2 separate regions of the Homo sapiens genome follow, and region 2 is linked to region 1. A link is a loop called in an ENCODE intact Hi-C map of the cell type or tissue named here. Cell type or tissue: heart right ventricle. All regions are shown on one strand. Each heading gives the region's core, and the rest is flanking DNA. Links, peaks and the distances in the headings are about the cores only. Region 1 overlaps PRDM8-AS1 (PRDM8 antisense RNA 1). Region 2 holds the start of CFAP299 (cilia and flagella associated protein 299).

The links. Peaks named below come from ENCODE experiments on the same cell type or tissue, not always from the same donor. Only the 100,000 strongest peaks of a DNase experiment are listed, where the experiment ranks them.
Region 2: it touches region 1 in a loop (6-fold over the local background); 2 of 110 quality-filtered maps call a loop at or near these places.

The regions. Positions count from the first base shown.
Region 1 is chr4:80,179,688-80,188,032 of GRCh38, forward strand. PRDM8-AS1 (PRDM8 antisense RNA 1) reads right to left here. Exons shown (of 6, transcript NR_183912.1): 6 at 1,577-3,737. It also overlaps a transcript of PRDM8 not described here. Among named protein-coding and RNA genes, the nearest start is that of PRDM8-AS1, 13 kb to the right of the region's middle. RefSeq lists a cis regulatory region at 1-487 and silencers at 3,999-4,048, 4,199-4,378, 4,469-4,518, 4,529-4,708, 5,368-5,662. In heart right ventricle, for the core only: CTCF peaks have their summits at 4,546 (motif pointing right) and 4,791; DNase peaks (open chromatin) are centred at 4,017, 4,564, 5,024, 5,840 and 1 weaker place; H3K4me3 peaks cover 3,321 bases; H3K27ac peaks cover 1,640 bases; H3K27me3 peaks cover 3,678 bases.
Region 2 is chr4:80,332,025-80,340,369 of GRCh38, forward strand. It overlaps CFAP299 (cilia and flagella associated protein 299), which reads left to right and starts at 3,706. Exons shown (of 6, transcript NM_152770.3): 1 at 3,706-3,855. The coding sequence starts at 3,745. RefSeq lists an enhancer at 3,698-3,847. In heart right ventricle, for the core only: CTCF peaks have their summits at 3,921 (motif pointing left) and 4,805; DNase peaks (open chromatin) are centred at 3,677 and 4,751; H3K4me3 peaks cover 1,669 bases; H3K27me3 peaks cover 3,421 bases.

The DNA.
Region 1 (8,345 bases), core at 181-8,180:
TTCCATCTAGTTATAGGTCTAGAAGCAAACGAAAGAGCTGGGAGTGGCTGCTGAGGAGAATCAACATTATCTTGCCTGATAACTGCTGCAGGGGAGGCCATCACTGTTGCCTCAGGCAGTGCAGGATTTATCTCCTCAGACAAAGGTGGAAAGGCTGATAGCTGCATGGGTTGGGGAGGGGATGTTTTCACTACTGTGTATGGGGAAGCTGTTTCTTCTGTCAAAAAGGTTCATCAGAGTTTACAAACTCAGTGTCCCCAGCTTCATCTGGGTCCTCCCACACATCCCCATACCAAGTTGTGGGGTCCCATTCTTTTCCAATCAATGCCCTTACTTTAACAGTAGACACCTGGCAAAGCTGTACATGCATCTTTCATTACAGGAGAGCCACAGGCATGATAAGAGCTTGCGTCTGTTTTTCCACAATTTTAGCTCCTTCTCTACATGAGATAAGACTCTCGCTTAGTGCAATCTTAGCAGATTTGAGGCTCAGTATCTGCTTCTGAAGCCAGGAGACAGAATCCCTGAGTTCATCATTTTCTTTCCACATTTTGTCCACTGAACTTAGGAGCAAGCAACCAGCTTCATTGTGTTCCTTGGTTCTCCACATATGGTCAAAGGTATTATGTACAGAGTCAGTAAACTCCTTGCCTCATATATATATATATAGGGGTTTATTAAGTATTGACTTACACAATCACATGTCCCACAATAGGCTGTCTGCAAGCTGAGGAGCAAGGAGAGCCCAATCCAAGTCCCAACACCGAAGAATTTGGAGTCTGATGTTCAAGGGCAGGAAGTATCCAGCACAGAAGAAAGATGTAGGCTTGGAGGCTCAGCTAGTCTCTCCTTTTCACATTTTTCTGCCTGCTTTATATTTGCTGGCAGCTGATTAGATCGCGCCCATCAGATTAAGGGTGGATCTGCCTTCCCCAGCCCACTGACTCAAATGTTAATTTCTTTTGACAACACCCTCACAGACACACCCAGGATCAATACTTTTTATCCTTCAATCCAATCAAGTTGACACTCAGTATTAACCATCACATACTGTAATAAAATTTATGTAAATATGGTCTTCCTTTCTCCCTCTCTCAGAATATCTTATACCGTACTCACCTATTTTCCAACTGCAGAAAGCAGAACCACAGATACAGGGAGACTACTCATCTCTTAATATGATTCATTTGGGCTGAATTTCTGTTTCCTTTTGGGTCTCTGAGAATTGCCACATTTCAAAACCTTCTATGCGTATCATGATCTCTAAACTTCATGATAACCCTCCAAGGCATCAACATTAACCCATTTTATAAATGGGGAAATATTACTTAGATAAATAAAATACCCAAAGTCACACACCCAATGAGTCGCAGAATGGGAATTCAAATCCCAGTCCTTGTAACATCATTTTCTTTGTTTCACTTAAATTTGTAAGTACATTCTAATTATACTACTAATGCAAATACTAATTTCATCTAAATATAAGATAAATTTTACATTAGCTGTCTTCTGAACACATTAAGACCAAGCCCTTATTTTGAAATATTTGATAAAATTCACAAAGAAACTGCTAAACTCAAGAACAGTATCCCTTTAATCACAATAATGAAAACAGAAAACTTTTATTTAAAACAATGAAAAAACTTGATAAGCTATACTCTTGTTTGATGTTAACATTAACTCTTCTTTGATCTTCGGTTTCTTTGTCAGACACCTTTGATTGCAACCCAACAACCATCCCCAGTCCTTTATCGCTATCTTTTTATACTTTAAAGGCTAATTTTCCCAAACTCTTTTGCATGTATATGTGGCCAGGAGATCCAGGTCTGCCTAATGAAAGTGAAAGTATTCTTTTCATTGATTAAGCAAACAACCACAGCTTTTTGCCCCTGTTCCTTTCTTCATGTTTAAAACGATGGTTTGATGCTTGGAATTACAGCAGCTATATTGTGACCATGAGCCAACATACCCAAGGTTGCTAGATTTAGCAAATAAATATATGTAATGGCCAACTAAAGTTTCAGTTTTAGATAAAATATGAATAAATTTATAGTATATGTCCCAAATATTTTATAACATATACTAAAAAGAGTATAATTGTATAGATAATACACACAAATATATATTATATATATAAACTAAAGAGCTTAAGTTAGAGTCAACTTAAACACCAAGTTCCACAAACTTTCAAAGCCCTGAGTTTTGTTGTTGCTTTATTAAGTTGTGAATGGATAAAAAGAATGTAAAATATGTATATGGCATAAAGAAAAACTACGCTGAACACTTTGTTAATTGCCACCCAGCCTAAGAAAAAGAACAACCTCAAAGGCAACCTCTATCCTGGATTTTGTGTTTAATCTTCCTTTGCCATTTTAATAATTTCCTTGCTTTCCTTTGTTCATCTTTATCCCCTCTGAAAAGCTAATAATGGAAATAAGACCTTTGCCTTTTACGATGCACTGAAGATAGCCTGACAGTCTTCCTCCCCTTAGCCCCCAAATTACTAGTCTATGAGAATTATGCAAAATTTAAAACAGGAAGGTGCTCTTCATCTCGGTCCTCAGAAAAAAACATGACAAAGGTTGACCTTTACAGAGGTAGTTAGGTTGCTAGATAAAAAGAGATACAAGTGACAAACCAAAGAGAGGGGGAAATCCTACACTTAGGGGGTTGAGGTTTTGGTCTTTGTGTGTTTTTAGAGAAGCAACCTCAACTTTCAGGTTTCTGAAAGGGCTCCCCTGCTTTTCCTTCAGCTCAGCCCTAGGCAAGCAGACCCCCTGCCCAAGCCTCCCTCCTGAGATCCTGCATATGCTTTCTTGCTAAATGACTTTTAGCACCGTTATCTCCTCATGGGATACATCTGTTGGGTGCCTCGCATCCTCAGCTCCACTTTCATCTCTTCTATCTCAACACATTGTTTCCTCCACTCCTGATGCCAGGGTGGAAGGAAGCCATCCCGCCCGGCCGCGCTTGGGGATTGGCAGCCAATGAATGATTGGCAGCGGGCATCTCTGTCAGAGCTTTGGCATGCTGCAGAGTAGAAGCCCCGTGCTAATGAATGCCATCTACACCTACCAGATGTGCCACTGGGTGACATGCCAGATCTTTTACATAATGCCATTCTGCCGGACACAAGACAGCTGAGGGGTGGGGAGGTGTGTCTTTTAATGCTTTGGGATGGGAGTAGATCTGGCTTGCCCTCATTTTATTTCTTACTCAGACCACCCGCCACTGCCCATACACCCAATCAGCTCCCTTTACATTGGGCTAAGGCTCAGGGCATCTCGGAGACAGTGGCGAAGCAGCAGAGTTTGAGTTCCCAGGACATATCTCCTGTCCCCTGGCTCTCATCCATGCTCATCATTTCCTTGAGTTCGCTCCCTGCCCGCATCCAGATTCAGGAAAGGGAAATAGTTTTCAAAATTAAAGAAATAAAAGCACTAAATGGGATCTGAAATGAAAGGAAGGAAGGGGAAAAACTACACTTCCCATCCTCCCCCCTCCCCCATCCCTAATATTCTCTTCTTCCCTAGTCTAAACGTGCAAGGATGAGCTTCCTACACCCCATCCCTTTGGCAGCTTCTCCTGTTCTTTCCTCTTCCACCGTCCACAGGAAACTGGAGCGTGTTTATCCCCAAGGGTGATATCCCGTTAGTGCCTGTCCCACGTTCTGGCTGAAGTAGCTGTCTTAAGGTGGAGGCGTCCAGAAATCCGTGCCGTTTGGGGAGCAATGTTTCCTGGAGTGGGATGGACAAGGTGGGAAGAGAGGAAAATGAGCAAACCACTTCTGACGGACAGCGGGTGTGTGAGCGTGTAGGAGTGCTTGGGTTGTCCTCGCCCAGCTCTCCATCCCCGGAGGGAGAATGGCTGGAGGGGGGCTGGTGGTTGCCAGGAGGATCCCCTCTCTTTTGCTAAACCTGCGGGTACCGGGCTGCCCTGTAATCGGCGGGACTTGAGAACGGCAGGCCTCCGCTCCTCCTCCCCAGGGGCCATGACCCTCACACACCTCCCCACACCACCCCTCCCGCGACACACACGCAGTACTTGGGGCGACTGGGCGCCACTCCCACGCCAGAGCCCTGCCCCGCGCCCGCCTGGGGCCGAGCAGCCTGGCCCCTTCTCTTGTACCCCCACCCCCGCCCGCTGCCGAGGCTCCAGATGGCTTCTCCTTGCGCTCGGCTCGCGGCCCCCAGACGCCGCCCGGCAGCAGCCGGCGGTCGCTCCCTCCCTCCCAGCTGCTGCAGCAGAGACCGGGGCCATTTCGCGAGGCGGACGGGCTCCTCGGCAGGCTCCGATTGGGGTGGGAGAGCGGCCGCCGAGGGGCCCGCAGTAGCTGCGCTCCCGGGGAAGGAGCCCCACAGTCCCCAGGTAAGGAAGCCGCGGGGCAGGCGAAGGGCGGGGAAGGAGGAGCCTGAGCGTTCCGGTACCCAACCCTCTCTCTTTCTTGACCTTCCTCCCCTCTGCCCCTTCATCCTGGGCGCGGAGGGCGGAACAGTTTCTGGACCAGAGCACCCGCGAGAAGCAGGGAGCGGCCGCACAGCAGCCAGAAGAGGGCGCCAGCACCCCGGGGCCGGGGCTACAGGGCTGGCTCTGCCCCGGCGTCCCGCCCCCGCCCCGGGGAACGCTGCCTCTGCCGCAAAGATGCCCCCTTCCGCTGGAAAGCGGTAATGCCCACCGCCCACCGCGACCACCCCTTCCCCATTTTTCTCAGTTCTAACTGTACTCCTCTCTCGTTTCCTTTTTGCTTCTCTCTCTCTCTCCCCCCTCCCTCGTCCTCTCTTCCTCTCTCTTTCTCTCTGCGCTTGTTTTCTTACTTCCCCCTCCCTCCCCGCTTGCACCCCGGTACTTTTCCTTTTCTTTTCTGATCACTGGCGGGGGGAGGGTTTGTCGCCCGCCGGAAGGTAGTGTGGAGGGGATGGATGTGTTTCACGCTCAGGTTCTGGCTCTGGCTCCTCTCCATAGGTGCCTCCCTGGGTGCTCGCGAAAGCAGCCCTGAGAATGGCAGCTCTCAGAGGTTGAAGTCATTCTTTTCGGGGGACGGGGCACGGCGACTGTTTGATTGGGGGGTGAGTTATGCACTTGGGGCAGCGCTTCCCTGGAATGCAGAGCTGGGGATTTCCCTTGCTAGACGGATGCTTAAAGTTCAGTGGCTTTGTACTGAGCCCCTTTCTCCCCTCGAAAAGTCATGACAGTCAAAAGTATCTCTCTTTCTCTCTCCCCCGCCCCCCACTTCTCTCCAAAACCCTAAAGACAGCCTCCCCGGACAGTCTTCACCGTTTTTTTTCAGAAGCAGTTGCGCTGGGGGTGGGGAAAGGGAGGGAAGGGACATTGAAAGGCCGCAGTGGCTGGCAACTCCGCGCCCGTCCGATGTCCTCTCTAATCCCCCAGTGTTCTGGCGCGTACCCACAGTGCCCCCAGACCCTCCGCTCGCCCGTGCGCCGAGGTCGTTGGGTTTTAGACCCAGAGAGCACGTTCCGTAAGCTCCCGGCCCAAATCCCCTCGGAAAAATTAATCACAACCACCAGCGGATGCAAAATGTGTGCCTGTGTTGAGTCTGTCTTTTAATCCCGAACGTAATTCTAAAAAGCAGCATCAGACAAGAGCTTTATTAATCCCTTACACGAGCAAATGCGATCTCTGACCTACTAGACTTGTTTTCCTACAATTTCACAAAAAGCCTCGCTAGAGGAATGTGCAAGGACAGAAGGGAAACTGAGGAGACCCGCAACTCATTAGCGAAATAATAGGGTGCACTTCAATAAAAATGCGGTCCTGAAGTGGAGCAGACTCACCGGCAAGGAGCCCGGAAAATCGTCAGGGGCGGCGGCAAAGTGAGTGATGGGGATTGGAGGAAGGGGTAGGATTGGAGGAAGGGCCTCATGCACAGAGTGTGGTTGGGAGCTGGAGTGGGAACCCAGTTCGGTCTCTTCCGAAGGCTTAGGACCCATGTGACTGAATTTAGGGGCTGTCCCCTTGCGAGGGCACTAGGACAACAGGAGGGGCGCACCTGCAATACGGATGAGTTCAGAGTTTGATCCCTTGGGGCCTTTTTCTCGCACTTGAGATTTCACTATCATGTCGTTCAATTAATCATATTTCCCTTCTCCCATTTTATTCAAAACCGTCTTCCAGTTCCCTCATAATCGTAATTTGCGTCATTGCCTTTTATCGTTGATTAATTAGGAAGCCGAAAATGGTAATGGAGGGTCGGGCCAATAAATTAGCTTTAGGAACAGACGGACGGACGTCCGAGGCTGCTGCATGGGTGGGCGCTGTCCACCGAAGCTGGCGGGGGCCACCGTCGCTGCAGCTGGCTTCTCAGGAAGGCGTTAAGGAAAAGGCGCGCGGTACTGGCTGAATGGAGAGATCCACTCTGAAATAAACCCGGTGGCCACAAGGGAAAACTTCTCACTGCACTAGGTGGAGAGACTCCTGTGACGCTTAGCTTTTCCCGTTTGGTATAGAAAAGGAAAGACTGGGTTGTTATAGAAATGGAGAAGAGGAAGGATGGGGTAGGATAAGAGTCAGACTCCTGTTACTTTCAGAGGCCTCCCTACTAGCGGGTAAACAGGTTTAAAGTCTGGGCCTTATTAGGAGCCTTTTTTTTTCCAGAACTGGAATGTTAGATTTACTTTTGCAGCCTTTCCTTCCTCTTTCCACTTACCTACTGGTCTGAAAGAGGGAAGAAAGAAGGGAGGAAATAAGGGAGGAAGGAAGAGAAGGGAGAGAGAGAAGGCAGGGTGGAGAGAGAGAGAGAGAGAGAGAGAGATTGATTGTCAAGATCAGATCAGTTAACTCCCTGGCCAAAGAGGAAAGTTGCTAATGTGGAGTTGCTCCCTGCCCTCAAAGAAGCAGCAGCTCTGGGCGGGTAGGGTCTCCTCTTTTCTCCCTTCATGAAATCGATCACGCCTCCAGAGGGCTGAAGGAGAGCACTTTGCCACTCTTCACAGCTACACCCTGGCCTCTTTAGCTTTCAATTGAAAACCAATTAAAAGTTTCTATAAATCTGTTAGTGCCCCTTTTATCTGGGGACCCCTGATGCATGCGATATTGCCCTTTAGATGCCTCTTCCGTGTTTTGTTTTACAATTGTTGTATCAATATAATGCGGCCTTTCTTCTGCTGTCTCTATAGATACAGATACACAAGGAAAACCAAAGCTATTCAGGCTCCTCATTTGTCCAGCAGCCTAACAGTGGTGCCCTTTCTCTGTGCTGCTTTCCCTGCTTCGGGAGCAGCAGTTATGGTAGAAGCAGATGGCTACTGATTGGGGGAGCTTTGTGGCTCTAATACTGAATACTTTATGGAAAAGGACTTTATCATGCTTCGTTGGGCAGAGGAACAAGGGATGAGATTTATGGCCAGGAAAAATAAATCTTTTTCCAAGTTGTGGCTCCTTCTCACCAATGTCTCCTTTGCCCCCAGGGTAGAACACTGAGGAATTGGTTTTATTTTATTCTCCTTTTTGCTAACAGCACCTTTTAGTCAGGGTAGTGGACTAAGAGCCAGAAGTTTACGAAATACCCCAGGTTGTTGCTGTATCAGCATTCTCTGCCCTGGGGCGGGGGGAAGCAGAAGAATATCATCTTGAATGCTGTTTCAGGCCACGTTTTCTTGAATGTCCTCTTAGTTGATGGGTAAAATATTATTGTCCATTATTTTATTATCTATGAAGAACAGAAAAGAATGCTAAGAGCTCCCATTTGAAGTCAGAGGATGATACTGGTATTGAAGGAGAGGGGGAAATGATGGGGCATTTGGTAATGCAGGTATGCTTCTCTACTTTGAAAGGGTCTGAGCTATGGAGATAATTAGGGGATGTCTGTGAATTTAGGGTTTGGGGCTCCAAATTGAATTTCCAAGGTTTGGGGGATATACAGAGTCCAACCCTATACTGGAGGCCTAATTCACCCCAAGATAGTCCATATCATTTCTCTTTTCTTCTCTTCACCTGAGTTTTACTTGTAACTTCTCTTGAGTCAGGTTTGCTCCGCGTCTGTTGTTGGGTTATGCCCCTTCTCTATATGCAGGGGGATGCAACCTCCTGCTCCTCCTGTCCTCGGAGTCTGTTCTTCTAGAGTAATGTCACCCCCCTTCCTGAGATCTGTAACATAAAGTCACTCAGAAATGCTCCTATAGAGCCCCAAATGCCTACTGGCAACCTGGCACCAAGAGATGGCAGTCAATCCCAGCTCTGGGTCTCCATTCCCATTTCAGACAGACTCTTTGTCTCCCTGATTTTTGAAATGTCATTTTCTGTTCAAGAAACATTTGTTGAGTGTCTTCCATGTTCCAAGTCCCTTTTCTCTGCCTTTTCAATCCTTTTACCTTGTACCTAAACACTAA
Region 2 (8,345 bases), core at 130-8,129, 150 kb after region 1:
CCAACCTCAGTGCAAAGTAATGTGACAGAAGCTAAAAGAGAATCTCGAAGAGAAGAGAGTGGTCACAGGGTCAAATGCTGCTAAATGTCAAGCAGTCTGAGGACAGAAAAAATGTCTATTGGGCCTAATGGCAAAGATGTCATAATTGACTTTGGTGAAAATCGTGGAGCAGTGCGTAAAAACAGACTGGAATATGTTGGGCAGAAAGTGGAAGGTAAGGAAATGGAGACAGTGATTGTAGACAGCTCTTTCCAAAAGTTTTGCTGTAAAGGGCAGGAAAGCCTATAGCTAACATTGTCTGTGGAGGTGAGGGTGATTTTTGGGATCATTTGCTTATTTTTAAAATGGGAAAGGAGCTGGGGTGGGGAGGGAGAGAAGAGATAAATTAACAACAAAGAAGAGAGGGAATAATTAAAATGAGAAACCCTGGGAAGACAGAAGGAGATTGAACCTGTGTAGTGAAGGTATGGAAGGAGGTAAATCTCTTCCTTTACACAATGGAAGAAGTAAAACGTTGATATGAATGTGAATAAGCTTGTATACAGCATTTGACTGTGGGAAATCTATTGTGATAACTTACTTCTTTTGGGTATAAGAGTTAAGTTTATCTGCTTTGAGAAAGGATGATATAAGATTAAGGAGAGAGGAGAAAGTGGAAAAAGCCATAGTAGAAGGTAAGAGTGAACTGAAGAAAAAGATAACATAGATTGTAGGGCAATGCTGGGCACCTGCTTGCAACTGGCAGCTCCACATTTATTGTGGTGGCCGTCTATTCACAGGTGCTATGTTCTGATTGTTTGCCCACTCAGGGGGAGTGGAGTTTTAGGGTAGAGGCTGATTTCCATGTAGCCAAAAAGCTTGAGGGAATTTTCAGTGAGGTTTTTGGTAATGCCTTATAGAGCCACAGAGAGCCCAAGTTTTTCTCTGTTCCAAAGTGGTGGTTGTGGTGATCATACCCATCATCTATCCCATAGCACAGTAGTAGTTTTCAATCTTTATTAGCTGCAGACATCTGTCAACCCCAGTCCTGGGAGGAATTCCATCTTATACTTGTATTTCTCTCTTCTGAAATTTTCCTTTCACACTGTCAATGACAAGGCAGGAGCAAACTCCCGGATTATGACACATGAACACATTGTGTCTCCAGGACAGAGAAGCAGTGGAACCAGAACTCCAGCATCCTAGAATAACTGAGACTGTGAGGAAGTCCAGCGATCTCATCACGAGAAATAGCTCAAGTAAATTTAGTATCACCATTGTTTCTAAGTGCAAAAAAGCTCTCCTTGGCTGATGATTAAGCAATAGCCCTCATCTGCAGTCATAGTTAACAAGCAGCTAGGCAACACCAGACACAAATCTCTTGTCCTATTAGAGTAAGTATATGTTTTTTTCCTACAATATGATAACATATTAATAGAACGTCTTAATAGATCCTCAAGTTCTTATTAACATAAGCAAAACATTCCCTTCCTGTCATGTCAACAAACCAAAGTATGTTTTCCTTTCACTGTGTCAGCTATCATAGTATATTGCCAAATATTTTGGAATATAAAAGTGTAGAGCTTAATTTGAAACTTTTTAATATACTTCCACCAAGTAAGTACCTTAAATCTGGCATATATTTTGTTATTCTTACATAACATATGTTTCCTCTTTCCTACATCTTGGGGTTTTATTATGAATATACTAATCCTTCTTTGTCCTTTTGCAAAGAATGGAATTTCTGGGATCGGTGCTAAATTCCAGGTTTCAGTCTTTAAAAATCTTGGACTTGAAGTAGGAATGCATGTTATCCAAAATAAAGTATTTCTTGATCATAACAAAAGCCTTGCAATGAAAAGAGAAGCTTGCCGAAACTTACTAATTTCTTTGTTGCCACCCTTTCATTTCTCAGGCACAGGTCTGAAAGTGGTTCTGAAGTTAAATTGAAAGTTTAGAAAAGGACAATTGAGTTATACGCACTATTAATTCTAGCCTTACTGTGAGGAACAAGGATAAGTTTATGAATTTTCTTGATATTAATAGAGAAGCTGATTTGCTGAAAATCAGCCTCAGTGTTTTGAGTTAGAAGACATTTCTAGACTCATTGACTGAAAATAATTTCATGATTGTTTAAATTTAGATGCTGTAGAGATTACTTCATCAAAGAGATGTTGACCAAATGGCAAATTTAATGAGGTTTCTCTAAAAAATGCACAATCACAATTGATATAATAGAACAATATATAGCCAAACCATGACCTCACATTTTACTAACATATAGGTCCTTTTCATTAAAGTGCTCTAGTTTAATAAACCCAAACATTCTCTAGATGCTTTACTGTTTCTTAAAAGTGATGAAATCTTGATATAGGAGGATTCTTCTGCCTCAGCTTCCTGAGTAGCTGGGATTACAGGCGCCCACCATCATGCCTAGCTAATTTTTGTAATTTTAGTAGAGACGGAATTTCACCATGTTGGCCAGTCTGGTCTTGAACTCCTGACCTCGTGATCCACCCACCTCGGCCTCCCAAAGTGCTGGGAGTCACTGTACCTGGCCTATTATTACTTTTGATGGGTTACCAGTGTCCAAGGTTTTATCTCCTTTTTGTTTTCCCAAATTCAATAATTAAATTGCATTCAAAAATAAGGCCCAAAATATCTTTAAAAACATGTCAGAATACATTCATTAAACAAACAAAAAAACAAGTTAGTAGCATCCTAAATATTGTGTCTATATCACTTAAAATTTGCAAGTCATGACATCCTAATTTTTAAGATGAACTTTTTAAATTAGGAAAGCTAACTGAAATGAAGTATCTTACCAGATGTTTTCATTAAAATTTTGTTAGCAAATCTGTGAAAATCTTCAAGATGAATTAGAAACGTACTTACAGAGCAACAATTAAAGGCTTAGCATTGTATTATATGCTAATTCCCAAGGATGGTTTGTAAAATATTAAAATCCAAAGATTGGTTCTGAACATATTTTGCCAGCTGTTGTGTTGGATTACTTTAAATTCATATTTTAAAAACACAATACTGTTCTGAAGAAAACAAAAAATCTTTAGTGAAAGACTTTATTTAATAAGATTTCACAGATATTTTATTCTTTAAAAAGGGCAGCTTCAACACAGCAAAATTTTTCACTGTGCTAAAATAGTAAAATAAGTGCAAGAACTTGGTGCCAAAAAAGGTCTGCAAAGACATTTTTTTGACTGAGTTTCTTTCCTTTGGGAATTTCATAAATTGCTTCTTGTACACAAACATTAGCAATAATTTACCTTTGTTATAACTTTAAAAATAATTTAACAAAATCATTATTTTATTATTGTCGTTGTCACAACACCATTTGATATACTTGTTTTTGAGACAGTCTTTTTGCAAAATGTCTCGGTATTTTTGTCTTGCATAACATTGTTTTAGAATGCAATTGGGAGCTAATTCCTAATATTTTGTCTAAGTATGTAGGCAGTGTCATACTTTTTAACTTTGGATTGCAGTTTGCACCTCTCTGGTTGCTCAACAGTTCACTGAAGCCTGAGTCGGTGGATGGGTATCCGACCTGAACTTGGGTGGGTAATTCCAGAAAGTTTTCACAGGAGTGAGGCAGAAGACAGAAACTGCAACAAACCGCCGGGGGGTGGGATTAACGTCCAAAGCTCACACCGGCTTCAACTGATTGGCAGGAACGAAGTGGGTGGAGCCTCCTGACCCTGCCCTCCTGCTTCCGTTGCTAGGGACGCTTCGGCCGAGGATACCGCAATGGATCAGGAAGAGGGGCTGAAGGCCTTGGACAATATTGTCACTCAATTCAACGCCTATGAAGATTTCCTGGACTCGCAGATCACTACTGTGGACTTGTACTACCTGGAGGTAAGGGCGGAGCGCGGCAGAGTAGCCGCCGCCGCGCGTCCCTCGGTCCCTCCTCGAGTTCCCGCTTCGTGGGCTGGTCGCCCCCTGGCGCTGGACAGCTCAGCTGTCAGGCGCCGCGGTTTCGGGACCGCGACACTAAAGCCGCTGGCGAGGTGAATTGCCGCGTCCTTACCGCCCCGCGCTCCCCGGTCCGGACAGAACTTGGGCCCCTAGAGTCACCCAGCGCAGAAACGCGCGGGCACACTCACACTGGGGAGCCATGAATTTGTGCTTCTTGGCCTCCCCTGCCTCCTCCCAGCCCACTCCCATTCCAAAGCCGCTCTCTGTGAGGAAGGAGGTCTGCTGAGAAGTCTCCGGCTGTGATCTAGGACAGACACCTGTTTCTCTCTGCTTTGCCAATTGGTATATTAAAGAACAGAAGATGGCATCTTTACACCAACCTAGTGTATTTGGTGTTATATTGGGCGTTTGGGTTCATGAACTTCCACCTCACACTAATTGATTCTGAAAGTACTTTAATTACAGAGACGCATTACAGGTAGTTGTGCAGACATATTCCTGATTCAAGTTTATCGAGTTGATGATCACAACTAACTTTGATAGTAAAAATATACACACAAAAAAGGAGCGAAACTGGACCTAATGGGTTGCTTTCCTCTGCCCAACAGCCAATCCCCTCCCCAGCTACCCCCGCTGCAGGGTGGTGGGGGACAGAGTGGAGTTCTTGTCCTGTGCCACGGGAGAACCCGGACGCGCAGGAATTAACAAGTCATCAGTGCTAGGAAGCTGGGAGGCGGACGATGGCTCCTAAAGTCCCAGTATATTCCTAGCCAAACTTCCCGGATAGGCCCACTGAATGGACACTCACCTGGAGAGTCGGCCGTGCTCTCCACAGGACCCAGAAATGCCTTATCCCTATTTAGGCCAGAGAGAACAGGCGCCACTATGTGGTGAAAAGCCACATCAGTCTGGGAAGGATTTGCATCCTGCCACCAGCTCCCCACACTTCTGAACTGCAACAAGGTAACTGCATTTTAGTGGATTGACACTTTTGGACTTCAAAGATTGGTTACAGAGGCATTTCACTTAAATATGGATTACAGGTTTCAAAAGTGTTATTCTTCAGTACATTTAAAAAATAAATGTAGGTGGTATTTCCAATATAGCTCCTGGCTTCAAAAGCAAAATTTTAAAACATTATACAGATAATATATTTAAAGTCATAAAAGTCAGTTTATGCCTTGCATCCAAGACACTGAAAAAGTAATGCTGCTAAACAATGTTTACATCTAAATTTTTGAATGTTTAAATAAACAAAAAATGAAATATACGCTATAAACATCTTGATAGACTAAAATCATCTTTGTAGCATATGTGGAAGATTGGCAAATTTAAACCTAGTATTATTAAGAAAGGTTTTAATATTTTTTAAGGCACAGTTCTTCATGTGAGTATGGACCTAAAACATTAATATTAATTACAGATGTGAAATTAATAATTTGTGTTTCATCAATCAGAATTTTTTTTTTTTTTTTTGAGATAGAGTTTCACTCTGTGGCCCAGGCCAGAGTGCAGTGGCCCCATCTCGGCTCACTGCAACCTCCGCTCCCCAGGTTCAAGTGATTCTCTTGCCTCAGCCTCCCAAGTTTCTGGGATTACAGGTCTGCACCACCATACCCAGCTAATTTTTGTATTTTTAGCAGAGACAGGGTTTCACCATGTTGGCCAGGCTGGTCTCGAACTCCTGACCTCAAGTGATCCACCGGCCTCAGCCTCCCAAAGTGCTGGAATTACAGGTGTGAGCCACCACACCCAGCCCATCAATCAGAATTCATTAAAGGTTTCCAAAATGGAAGGTGGTAATTATATTTGGGGAAATGACAAAGAAATTTACTTTTATATTTGGCATTGATTAAGCTTATTTTTGTTGTACTTTCATAAAAAGTAAGATGAAGATTTAGTTGAATAATGATAATTAGACAGGTATATATATGTTTACATATATATGTATATATTTGGATTGATTAGTGACAACTTTTAAAGTGCTATTATTTCTAGAGATCTACATTCTCAAATACTTTCTGTGGATGTAAGTTCATTGTGCACTTAGGTCACACAGAAACAAGTAGACTCCTCAGCATTCTTTCAGTAGTATGGCAAGCATGTTTCACAAATCATGGATCATGCTAAGTGAGCTGATACTTGTGCTTTTCCTCTCTCTCTCTCTCACACACATCATCATCATCAGTAACTGACTTTGATTTGAATGGAACAACTTTTAAAACATTTTATTTTAACTAACAAAATTGTCGATATTTATCATATACAACATGATGTTTTAAATTATATATATTGTGGAATGGCTAAATCAAGTTAACATATGTATTACCTCACATAATTATCATTTTTTTGTGGTGAGAACACTTAAAAATCTATTTTCTTGACATTTTAAAAGAACATAATATATTGTTATTAACTGTAGTCACAATGTTATACAAGAGATCTCTTGAATTTATTTGAATGAAACAAATTGTAAACTGTAAATTAGAGGTAGCATGTTTAGTTAGAAGAGGCTAGAGTCACAAGATTTTTTTTTGGTTCTAACTCTGCAATATTGTGTTTTTAATCAACTTGAAATTCCATTTTTTACCTACAAAATGAAACAGTTGGACTAGATTATTCAAGTTTCCTAAAGTATATAAAATGTTATGAGTTATCTATACTTTCATCTGATTATCTGTACACCCATGTATTTATCCAGCCACCTTTTTAGTCGATAATCCTTCACCAAGCGCCTGATGTAGTGGATATTGCCTACACTGCTAAGAGTTTAAGTAAGAATCTATTCTAGACTTGACCTCAGAAACCTAAGTATATAATGCTTACAGTCCGGTCTAAGTTTTATTTATTCAGCAAGCATTTTACAAACATTTACTATCTTCCAGGTACTCTTGTATTGTGTAGTATATTCTGCTCCCAAAAGTTTTCAGTTAATCTGCATAAAAAGTTAGTACCAATGATTGACATACAAATAATCATATAATCTGTGCCAGATCCATTCTGTGCCCCTGGACAATGACCTTCACAGTCATTAATCAGGAGCTTTTGGCTTTGGGTTGGTTTCAGCCAATAGGAGGTACCAACTGGAGTGCAGGGGGCTGGAAGGAAGTGGTTAGATAATTTATTCCCTGCCATCTTCCTACTGTCTGTGGTTTAGAAGCAGCTACCTTCCTTAGGTTTGGCCATCTTCTCATTCCATTAGCTATAGCACTCTCTCCAGGGTCTGGCAGCACTCCCTGCTCTAGGAATTGCTTCCTCCCTTATCTTCTTTTATGCCAAATGGTGTTAATGGCTTCCCACTGTTGCTAACCCAAGGATGCTTCACGATCCCATGTTGGTTTCCATTAATTTTGCCCGTATCTTTGTAAATAGTGCTTTTATTCTTTTTGGTCGTGAGTTTGCCAACAATTTGCTGCCATTACCCTGACCACAATATAATTATTTAACATCTCAGATCACAGTAAGTACACAAATAGTGTATGAATCTAATAACCACACAACTTTTTACATAATGCTTGCTTAGGAAGAAAGAGAAATGTGGAAAAAAGGAAACTAACCCCAGTTAATTATTTGATAAGCTAGAGAGGAGTAAGGTGGCTCAGAAGAATAAAAGAAGCACTTTATGCTATGTACACTGTGCTTTGCTTATTTTACTGAATAGCTTCAAAGCATCAAAAGAAATGCATCACTGTATCAGCAATTAGATTTTCCTCTGCTAACCCAAAGAAATATATTTGTTCTGGGAGTTAGTATTATCTAACCTAATTAACTTAATTCCCTAAATCAATATAGAAATAGTTGAAAAGTTTTGGCAAAATTATTACAATATAATTTTCCAGGTTCTTTCTTAGTAATTCTTCTATTTAAATAAACACAGGCCCTTTATTTTAATAAAGGTGCCTATGACCACTGGAAAAATAAAAGTCCTAATTAACCTGCTTTTCTCAGGTAAAGGATCAAAGAGTGTTGGAATTATTTAAAATGTCTCTGACTAATGGATAGCAGTAATGGCTAAAGTATTTACAGAGATAAACAACATGGAGTTTCACTTAGGGCATTGTCTTCCCATTATTTATAAAATAGAAATGGGGAGGGGCCAAGATGGCTGACTAGAAGCAACTGCAGTCCATGGCTGTCATGGAGAAGAATGAAAATGGAGAGTGAATTTGGCACCTTCAACTGAAATATCCAAGTTTTCACTTTGGGACTCACTAGGCAATCAACTCGACCCATGGATAATGAAGAAAAGCAGGGTGAGACAGAGCCAAAGGATCCCTCATTCCCAGCCAAAGGAAGCTGTGAGTGATTGTGCAACCCTGCCTTGGAAACCACACTTCTCCCACAGATCGTTGCAACCCACAGATCAGGAGATCCCCTCAGGAGGCCACTTTACCAGGGCCTTCCATCCAATACTCAGAACTGTGCAAAGT